2 separate regions of the Homo sapiens genome follow, and region 2 is linked to region 1. Evidence: chromatin loops called from intact Hi-C (ENCODE). Cell type or tissue: Caco-2. All regions are shown on one strand. Links, peaks and the distances in the headings refer to the core of each region. The heading gives the core; the rest is flanking DNA.

Region 1 (4,385 bases), core at 241-4,240:
GCCATGAACTCCCCGAATGACCTTGGACCAATCACTTGAGCTGCCCAGACCTCAGTTTACACTATATGTAAAAGAGGAATCGTTTTTCCCGGGGCCCTCTCACAGGATGGCTGTGATTACCCATGGAACAAGCAACAACTAAGGGCTTGCAAAGTTAAAGTGCCAGACAAAAAAGTCTCCCTGGTAGAGGTTGCAACTTCCTCAACCCCTGAGAGGTGACAAGGTAGATATCAGCAATTGGACTTACCTCCCAATCTAAGTCCAGGCATATGGCTTCCCCAATGCCATAAAGGGAAAGACAGGAAATTACTTTTTCCCTGAGGGTGCTGAACTAGGCAGATAGCCAGCCTATTGTTATTCAATGTCAGAGTCAAAAATCCTGAGAGACCTCGATACCCCTCACAACAGTGTCAAAACTGGAACAATCTTAACACACACACACACACACACACACACACACACACACAAAACTTTCACTTTCATCATCCCCGGGCATCCCACTCAGGGCATAAAGCACGCCTGGGAACAAGAATCACAGGTTTCCTACCTCGCTGGAGACTTCACAATGACCCAGGGCCCCTAAGAGTTCCAAATATAGTCCAGGCTCCCAGAGCCAAGGCAGTGACTGGCCAGAGCCTCCCCATTTAGGGGTACTGACCTGAGTGCCATCTACCCGTCAAAGTGCTTGAGCCACAACAACAACCCCTGAACGTGAGGCTGATTAAAGAGGGTTACGTGAACTGCCGAATTAAGCCGTCCAAAATTGGATAAAGTGATTGTGAAATCTGTTTTGAGTCAACCTATACATGTCTCATTGCAGGAAAATGTCTCGGTAAGAGTTCATGGAGAAAAAGTCTGGCAACTCATTGTTGGCTGACCTTCCTGGGCTCCTAATATTCAGTTCCCCAAAAGGCATCTTAGCCATGTAATTTCCAATATGGGAACAATTTGAGTTGCAATTAGGCAAATCTCAGAAGGTTCTGCCACTGATTTGTTCATTCTCTCAATATTATTCTATAGGACACACTAAAATACTGCACCAGGTTCACGCAGAGGACAATTAGGACTGCTGCATGTCAGGTTACAGAGGCTGGGTAAACACATCCATGTCGCCATTCAGGAATGGTGTCGTTAGGCCTGCAGAGCTGGGCACAGGGCCCTCTGCCCCAAAGGACACCTACTAATGGCTCTGTGGGGGACAGAGGCTGTTAGCAACCCAGAGCTTTGGGCTGTGGTGATGGCAGGTCCAGAGCAAGTGGAGAGGGGGTCAGGGTAGCTAGCAGCCGGAATGCAACCCTGGAGATTGTAGATGAAGGAAAGCTAACAGACAACCCCTGGCAGTAACATTAGATTTTGTTAAAAGCTACATCTTTCACTGAGCACCTCCTCTGTGTCAGGCTCAAGCCAGGGCCCAGGGACACTGAGATGAAAAAGACATAGCTCTTGACCTCAAGAAGCCCAGTGGGAGGGCATATCAGCAAGCCCAATTATGATAAAAGATAAATTACAATCAAGATACTATTTTCAAAAGTGCCAAGAAAGCACAGAAAAGGAAGAGTTTGATTCGCCTGCAGTGTAAGAATAAGCTTCCCATCGAAGGGCATATTTGAGCAAGCCTTGATGCATGGCTAAGAGTAGGGCAGGTAGAGAGGAGAGAAATGGCCATTTTAGAGGAGAATGCTTGGTTGGGATGAGTTGGCACTTTCTGAGCCATGAGTGCCTCCCAAGGACTGAGTCATGTTCCTCTTTTTCAGTAAGCAAAAACTGCTAGTCTTCAGTTTATCTCAGGCCTGCCTCCAGGGAGAAGAAACTGTCATTCCAGTCCCCTTTGAGGCATATTTGGGTTTCCCCGGACTCCTGTTATGATTTGCTCTTTGTCCCCAGGTGGCTAGTTTACTCCCAGCGAAGAGGAATGTCTGGATTCTCCTCTAAGCCCTTTGCACAAAGTGCAGAAGCTGTCTCATCCCTTCCTGACCAAGCACATGACTCCGACCAGATTCTGCTAGAATTCAAGCATAGGTGAGGGCAAAGCCAGCCTTGACTGGGGACCTGCAGAGCAAGGCCTGAGTCAGGTTTATCTTTGTTTTTCCTTTGCCCCCACACCTACTCAGGCCCAGCTCTCAGGATCAAGTGTGTGGGTGAGTGAAGAAGCCCAAGTCAATAGCCGGGCAGTGCCTGGATGGTTAAGGGAGCACTCAAATCTCAACCTTGGGATCTGGTTAAGGGGCCGAATCACAAGCAGGAGAGAGGGGAAAAATGGGGCAATTAGTCTCAGGAACGAAAGGCAGAGGTAAGTTGTGTCAGGGCCACGTGTGGAGTGAGATTCAGGGACCATATAGGTCTGGAAGCCAGGAAGGAGAGTGGGTCGCCACCGGGCAAACCCAGCTTCCCAGAGCAAGAGAACCTTAGGAAGCATGCAGGGCGACTGCGGAGGCAGAATCAACAACTCAGCATGGCTCCGCGTGGTGGGCATCCTGCTAAAAACCACCTTCCGATCACAGTGGGAGTCGATTTGCACTTTGTAAACAGAGTTCCCTTCCCTGACACAGGAGTACCCCTTCCTCCATGAATTTCCTTTGGCATCTTCCTGCAGGTGACATGGATAGGCAGCTGCCACTTTCCACCCACGAAGAAACCCTGAGGATGAAAACTACCCAGGAACACTGCATGACAACTGCAGCAGCCCCGCACTCTATCCCTGGGCCTCTTGCTCAACTGAGAAAAATAAGCCCTATTTGTTTAAACCAACTATTCCACTTTTTCTTTTCAAGCAGCCAAATTCACTCCCTGATACACCTGACACTGGGCAGGTACTTGGTAAATGCGCATGGATGCTCCTGAGTCATCAGATAGCAGGAAAGATGCAGATGATCCCTGTGGATGAAATGCCTTGCCTTGGCTTCCAGCTGCGTGATGCTGTTCAAACTTCAAATCAGCCCCACAGACACCCCTTCTCCTCTCTTTCTCCTTCACACACACATCTCCTTTGAGTGCAGAGAGGCTACCGTTCCTGCAACAGAATCTGCCTTCCAATCGCAAGGTCACTCATCAAGGTGCTGCTTAAGCTGGGATTATTTCTTAATGATGTTCTAGGAGGGACAAAGCAGGAGCTCTCACCTATAAGTCCCGGAGCCAGGCCCTTCATGCGTCCCCGTCCCAGTCTCCTCATCTGGTAAATAGGGGTTAAAATTATTCCACAAGTCATAGATGGGGTAAAAAATGCTCCTTTTGGAAGTAAGAGTTTATTTCTGTCATGGTTAGTATTTTCTCATTTGTTTCTGGCTGAATGAAAGGTCTGCTGCTTCTTAATGATACTCCTGGTGCTGGGCATGGTGGCTTATGCCTGTAATCTCAGTACTTTGGGAGGCCGAGGTAGGAGGATCACTTGAGCCCAGGAATTTGAGACCAGCCTGGGCAACATAGCAAGACCCCCCCTCTACAAAAATAAAAATAAAAAAATTAGCTGATGTGGGGGTGCACACCTGTATTCCTAGCTACTCTGGAGGCTGAGGCAGGAGGATCACTTGAGCCCAGGAGTTTGAGATCACAGTGAGCTATGATCCTGCTGCTACACTCCAGCCTAGGTGACAGAGTAAGACCCTGTCTCTAAAAATAAATTTAAAAGAAAATTAAGGATACTCCCAGATCATAAAATTATTCTGCCAAGATGCTTGTGGCTTCGCTTAGGGATACAGCTACCCCAAAGCAGACAGTCGCTTGTCCAGTATCTCCTGAGCCACTACCAACACATAAGCCCAACCCCATCCGGACAGTAACCAGACCTGTGCCTTCCTAACCCAAATACAGGCTCTAAGGGTTGGCTGGGGGTGAGGATAGGAGCCTGAGCCTTCTTGCAGGTCTCACTGCCCAGTGCCCCAGCCCTCCAAGGTCTCCCCTTGACAGGCCTAAAAATGAAAACGCCTAATCCTACACAGGGTACAAGACACATCACAAGCCACGCAGATGTCACTGGCCATTTTAAAAAGCCCATGCTGGACATGGCTGTACCCAGAGAGCCTAAGGACTCCAAGAAATACCACTGGGGACTGATCACATTTGATTCTCTCAGTGACCCACTGACCCTAAGTACAGTGTCCAGTGTCTATACTGGTGCCTAGAGTTGGGCTGTCCTGCCTCCAAGGAGGCCTGCTCAGCGGGTGGGTCAGTATGTAAATAACTGGGCACAGAAAGAGCCTGAAAGTCAGGCCCACCCATGCTGGGGGAAAGGCCCAGAGCAGGGAGAAACACTTTTTCCAGGAAATCAGGAAAGCCATCATGAAGATTTCCCCAGCACGGGTCATTCTGAAGGAGGCAACAGCATGAGCAAGGGTGGGAAGCAGGAAAACAAGCAGCATCAACAAGGAATGGAGGGCTCAGTCCCAGAA
Region 2 (4,385 bases), core at 187-4,186, 70 kb after region 1:
ATGAAGAAAGCTCCCCAATGCATTACCACACGGTGGCCGAGAACAGCTGTCCTAGAGACAAATGCACCCAGCCTCAGCCTGAGGATGTTCTTTGGGGAAGAGGAGAAACACTCAACACCCTGCACTGTCCCCCTTGTCCCCTTCCAGCCCACTCTAGCTTGTCTAGGTCAATCATTCCTCTCCATCCTTTTCTAAATCATGATGTGCAGCCCACAACATGAATGATGGAGAAAAGGCACACCGCACATCCGTTCACACACAACTCGGGTTGCCTTAACCCAGACGCCTGACCTCCATGTTGGGGAGCTGGCGCTCTGGACTGCCCTCCCTCCTTGTAATTCACGTCACCTCCAATACCAGAAACATGTATCATACAGATCTTTTCCCTTTTTTTTAAGATGTTCCCAAGAAAATCTGCGTTTAATTTATGGGCAATTTATAATGGAAATAGACCATATAAAATGTATACAAATGTGTAGGCCTGTCTATAGGGCTTGGAAGGAGACGGTTTAGCTTAGCAATAATTAACGTGAAGGGTCTCTTCCCTGCTGCCAGGTAGACATTTAGACTGCCTGGACTTTCATTAAACTTAAACCAGAAAGGGCTCAAGGGCCAAGGTCCAAACATTCCTCAACTCCATGGAGGACGTCAGGACACGTAGCTGACGACAATACATTTCACCAGGGTTGCCAAAGCCCTGCTTAAGTTGAGAAGATGCCTGCATTGCGTTATCGGACACAGGATGCCAGCCTGTGTACCATAATCAGTTTTCCAGAGAAACAAAGCCATCTCCAATGCCCCAAACCAGCGTGAGGCCACAGGGTTTGCAAAGCAGTCAGCAGAGACACAGGGCACCTCTCTGTCCCCACACCTGGTTCTTCAGGCCTCTAAAGACAGCTGCTGCTCCCAGCACAGGGCCGCCCCGCTTAAGTCAAAGAAGAGTTACGGAGAAACTCAGGGTTGCCAAAAGCTATTTCCAGGGGACTTTGATCATCTGATGCTGTAATCTCTGAAGGGAAACATACTTCATTTAGAAGGTATTCTTTGGTGTCATTCCCAAGGAGAAGGCATACTTGTTTTTGGAATAGCAGAGCACTTACTTTCTCTCTCTCTCGCTTTTACTTGATCTCCCTCCCGCTCTCTCCCAGCCATGAGCATTCTAACTGTGATGGTGCACAAACAACCGTGCTGAACACAGTGAGAAATCATAGAACATGCTGTCGGCCAAAAAAGCATGTTTTTGACAGTGCCCAGTTAGGAGCCAAAATCCTAGATGGCAGCAACACTGAAGCCTAAGGGCCAAAGGCCAGGCTCCAAACTTCCCAGAACTGTTACAGCCCCACCAGCCTCCTGACCTCACTCAGGGTGAGACCCCCATCGTGGGGGAGGTGGAACACCCTAAAACCCAAATGGGTCCCTAGAATCCTCTGAATGCCATGGTGAAGGGTGGTACATTTAAATAAGTTTTTCCTGGCATAGTCAAACACAGTTTAGATCAATTACCTCATTTTTCAACAATGAAAAGATTAAACAGTTGTTAAGGGTTATGAAATGATTTAATATGTTATTAAGCAGAGATGTAAACTATCAAAGTAGAAATTTCCAGAGAGAGACTTAAATATCAATTATATGTGCATCCAATTTGTAGGCAGCTCTTCCCCACACCCCTCCCAGAAGCCCACACCAAGGCCCCTCTGAAGGCAGCTTTGAAAATCCAATTCTGTACTGGTTTCATGAGAATTTTTCATGGCCAGGGGAACCAGGTTCAGAGTGTTCACAACACTTTTTTTCCCCTTGAAATGGAGAACAAAATCAAATTTTAGAGAGATTTTGTGGATATGTATTCCTGCTGAATGATGGGAAAGGATCATTAAGTACCTTATTTGAAACCAGAGTAGGACTCTAACTTTTGAACTTTCACTGGTTTTTACTCATTCACTGCTGGCAACATTTCAAAGGGTAATTTTTTTTTTTTCAAATTACTGTTAAAGGAAAATGAGAAAACAATTCTTTTCTTCATCTGTCTCTTCCCCTCGCAATAACTTTTCAAAATATTGGTTCTTCAGGCTCACTTTACTCCCCAAACAATTTTGCCTAAAAACCTGCAGCCCCTGATATTGACATCTTCTCAATTTGCATAGCACCCGTTTACATAATCAATCAAACAGAGTAAAGCACGCATCCTGTCTGAGTTCACCTCTTGGCCCCTGGACAGGATCCGACAATACAGGCCCCATCACAAGGACAACTCAATAACCCATTTTATCGACTCCAACCGCAAAAGGGAAGTTAAGGTGGACCCCGCTGCGTGGGGAGCTCCAGGTCAGCTTTCATAGAACACAGATGTGCCCCCACTTCCCTGTTCACTCCAACCAGAGGAAATAATGTAAGAACAACATCAGGAAGATAGACTCAGCAACATTCCCATGCAGTAAAACAAGGCTCCCTGCCCCTGCAGGCCTCCAGACCCCATCTCCTTCCATCAGACCCCAGAAGAACAAGTCGGGGAGGGGAGGCGATACTGCCCGGCTCCTGATGAAAGTCTGGGAGCATCAGCTTAAAGAACATTTGGAAAAATGCTTTGCAGAGTAAATATCTCCCAACTTCAAACTACTGCTGCCCAGTGTCCAGGAAACCAGAAAGCCCATATCATGGCATGGTTGGATCACAATTATTAAAAACTGCACACTCCATGCCTTTGACGGGGTAGCCAGAGTCCCCAAATTAACAGCAAATCCAAACAACCCAAGCATGGATTGGCATCTTCAGAACAGCGCTGGAGTCTCTCGTGCCACGTAACACACTGCAATTCCCCACTGGCGGGAGGAGCGTGCCTCCTGTGTCCTCTGCCGCACCGGGACAGCAGCCACCACCACAACACTAGCAGCTTCCAGAGTCCCAGGGCCACACGCGACAGGTGAAGCAAGCCTCTCTGTGAGGATGGCCCTTTGCTCTGCTCAAGGAAGGAAGCGGTGCCTGAGCAGGGAACCTTCCCCATCAGCTGTGCATGCAAGGACTGTCCTCAAGACCCGCTTGTCAGAGCAGTGACTCATCCCCGAGTCTCCAAGAGTGAGGCCGATGGGGCTGGCAGAGGAGTGGCCCTGCGATTTCAAAGTTTCGCCTCCTCTGACCCTCCTTCTCACACTAGGTTCGGCTACAGATGAGGGAGCTCAAAGTTCTGTTCCTTCCGATGTGTGGCTAGTAGGGAGGGTCTCAGAAGGGGCTTGAGGCTTTCCTTATCTATCCCAGCAACCAGCACCTGTGGGGCCCCTGGCTCCAAAGGCTGGGCATGGATGTAGGTGAGGAGGGACATTGTTCTGGAAGGAATGGAGGCATGCAGCTCAATCAACCTCATCCAGAGCAACTTTGCCAGAGGCAAGGTGGATTCTTACCACTGTAAGAGCTCCTCTCCGGTCTCGGTCTCGGGAGAGTTGAGTCTCTGAGCTGTTTATGTAGCAGAAAGACACTTAACCACAGGCAGGGCACACGGGAGACCTGAGAGCATCCTCTGAAAGCCATTGTCTGGAAATGCAGGCTCTGTCCTCCAGAAACGTGCCCTGCACACTCTTCAGAAATGTGGGCAAAGCTCCCTGAGGAAGGCAGCCTCAGGGCTTCGTTGGCTGAGAGCAAACACTAAGTCAACTTGATCTAAGTTGTTCTCCTCCAAGCTTCAGTTTCTGCCATCTGAAAATCTTGTTTGGAGTTTGAAACAGGGCAGAAGCGGAGACACGGGGATCCCAGTGGAGGCACGAGATGGACCAAGGGCTCTGCACTTGCGGAGAGGCCCTGGCCAGGTGCGCCCAGCCCTCACCCCTAAACCTACCTGGTGTGAGCCACCAACAGATCCTCAGGAGGGAAGCTGGTAGCCCCGTCAGGCCGCCCAGGCCAGGATTCCTGAGAGGCAGCAGCCAGAGCTATCTCTAGAAGTGGCGCTTCCTGTCTATCCCTCCATACACAGGGCAGCAGACAAAGCTGAGCCCTCTGCTGAAATGAACTGAGCCAAATGCTGATCTTTATTTGGGGGGCATCTTGTAAAAATATTAGATCCAATTGATGCTCTGCTCATGAACAAGCTACAAAGGTGACCTTGGAGGGACTTTTCTCCCACAGGCCAGGAGCAGCGACAGCAGCGGCTCTCACCTTCACCACCTGGCTGCGCTGCATGCAGGAGGGGCCCAACAACCCACGTGAAGGAAAAGGAGGTAGGAGAGCCACTGGATCCTGAGCCCCGCCGGAATCCGTGGCCCATGGCGCCACTGGGAAAGATCCAAGGACCACACGCCCAGTGTCCAGCAAGCCTCAGCTCCTCCAGTGGGCATTTCCAGAATCCCCAAGGCTGCCCGAGAGCCCCTTCACTTCTGCTGTTAATACACAGATGTCATGAA

The links. Hi-C counts contacts between places; a loop is a spot of excess contacts. Peaks named below come from ENCODE experiments on the same cell type or tissue, not always from the same donor. Only the 100,000 strongest peaks of a DNase experiment are listed, where the experiment ranks them.
Region 2: a loop joins it to region 1, with 2.2 times the contacts of the local background. A loop is called at or near these places in 9 of 110 quality-filtered maps.

The regions. Positions count from the first base shown.
Region 1 is chr2:19,784,903-19,789,287 of GRCh38, forward strand. No RefSeq gene overlaps it. Among named protein-coding and RNA genes, the nearest start is that of LINC00954, 82 kb to the right of the region's middle. RefSeq lists an enhancer at 1,244-2,443. In Caco-2, for the core only: no CTCF peak of the experiment used is centred there; a DNase peak (open chromatin) is centred at 1,909.
Region 2 is chr2:19,855,065-19,859,449 of GRCh38, forward strand. No RefSeq gene overlaps it. Among named protein-coding and RNA genes, the nearest start is that of LINC00954, 12 kb to the right of the region's middle. In Caco-2, for the core only: no CTCF peak of the experiment used is centred there; no DNase peak of the experiment used is centred there.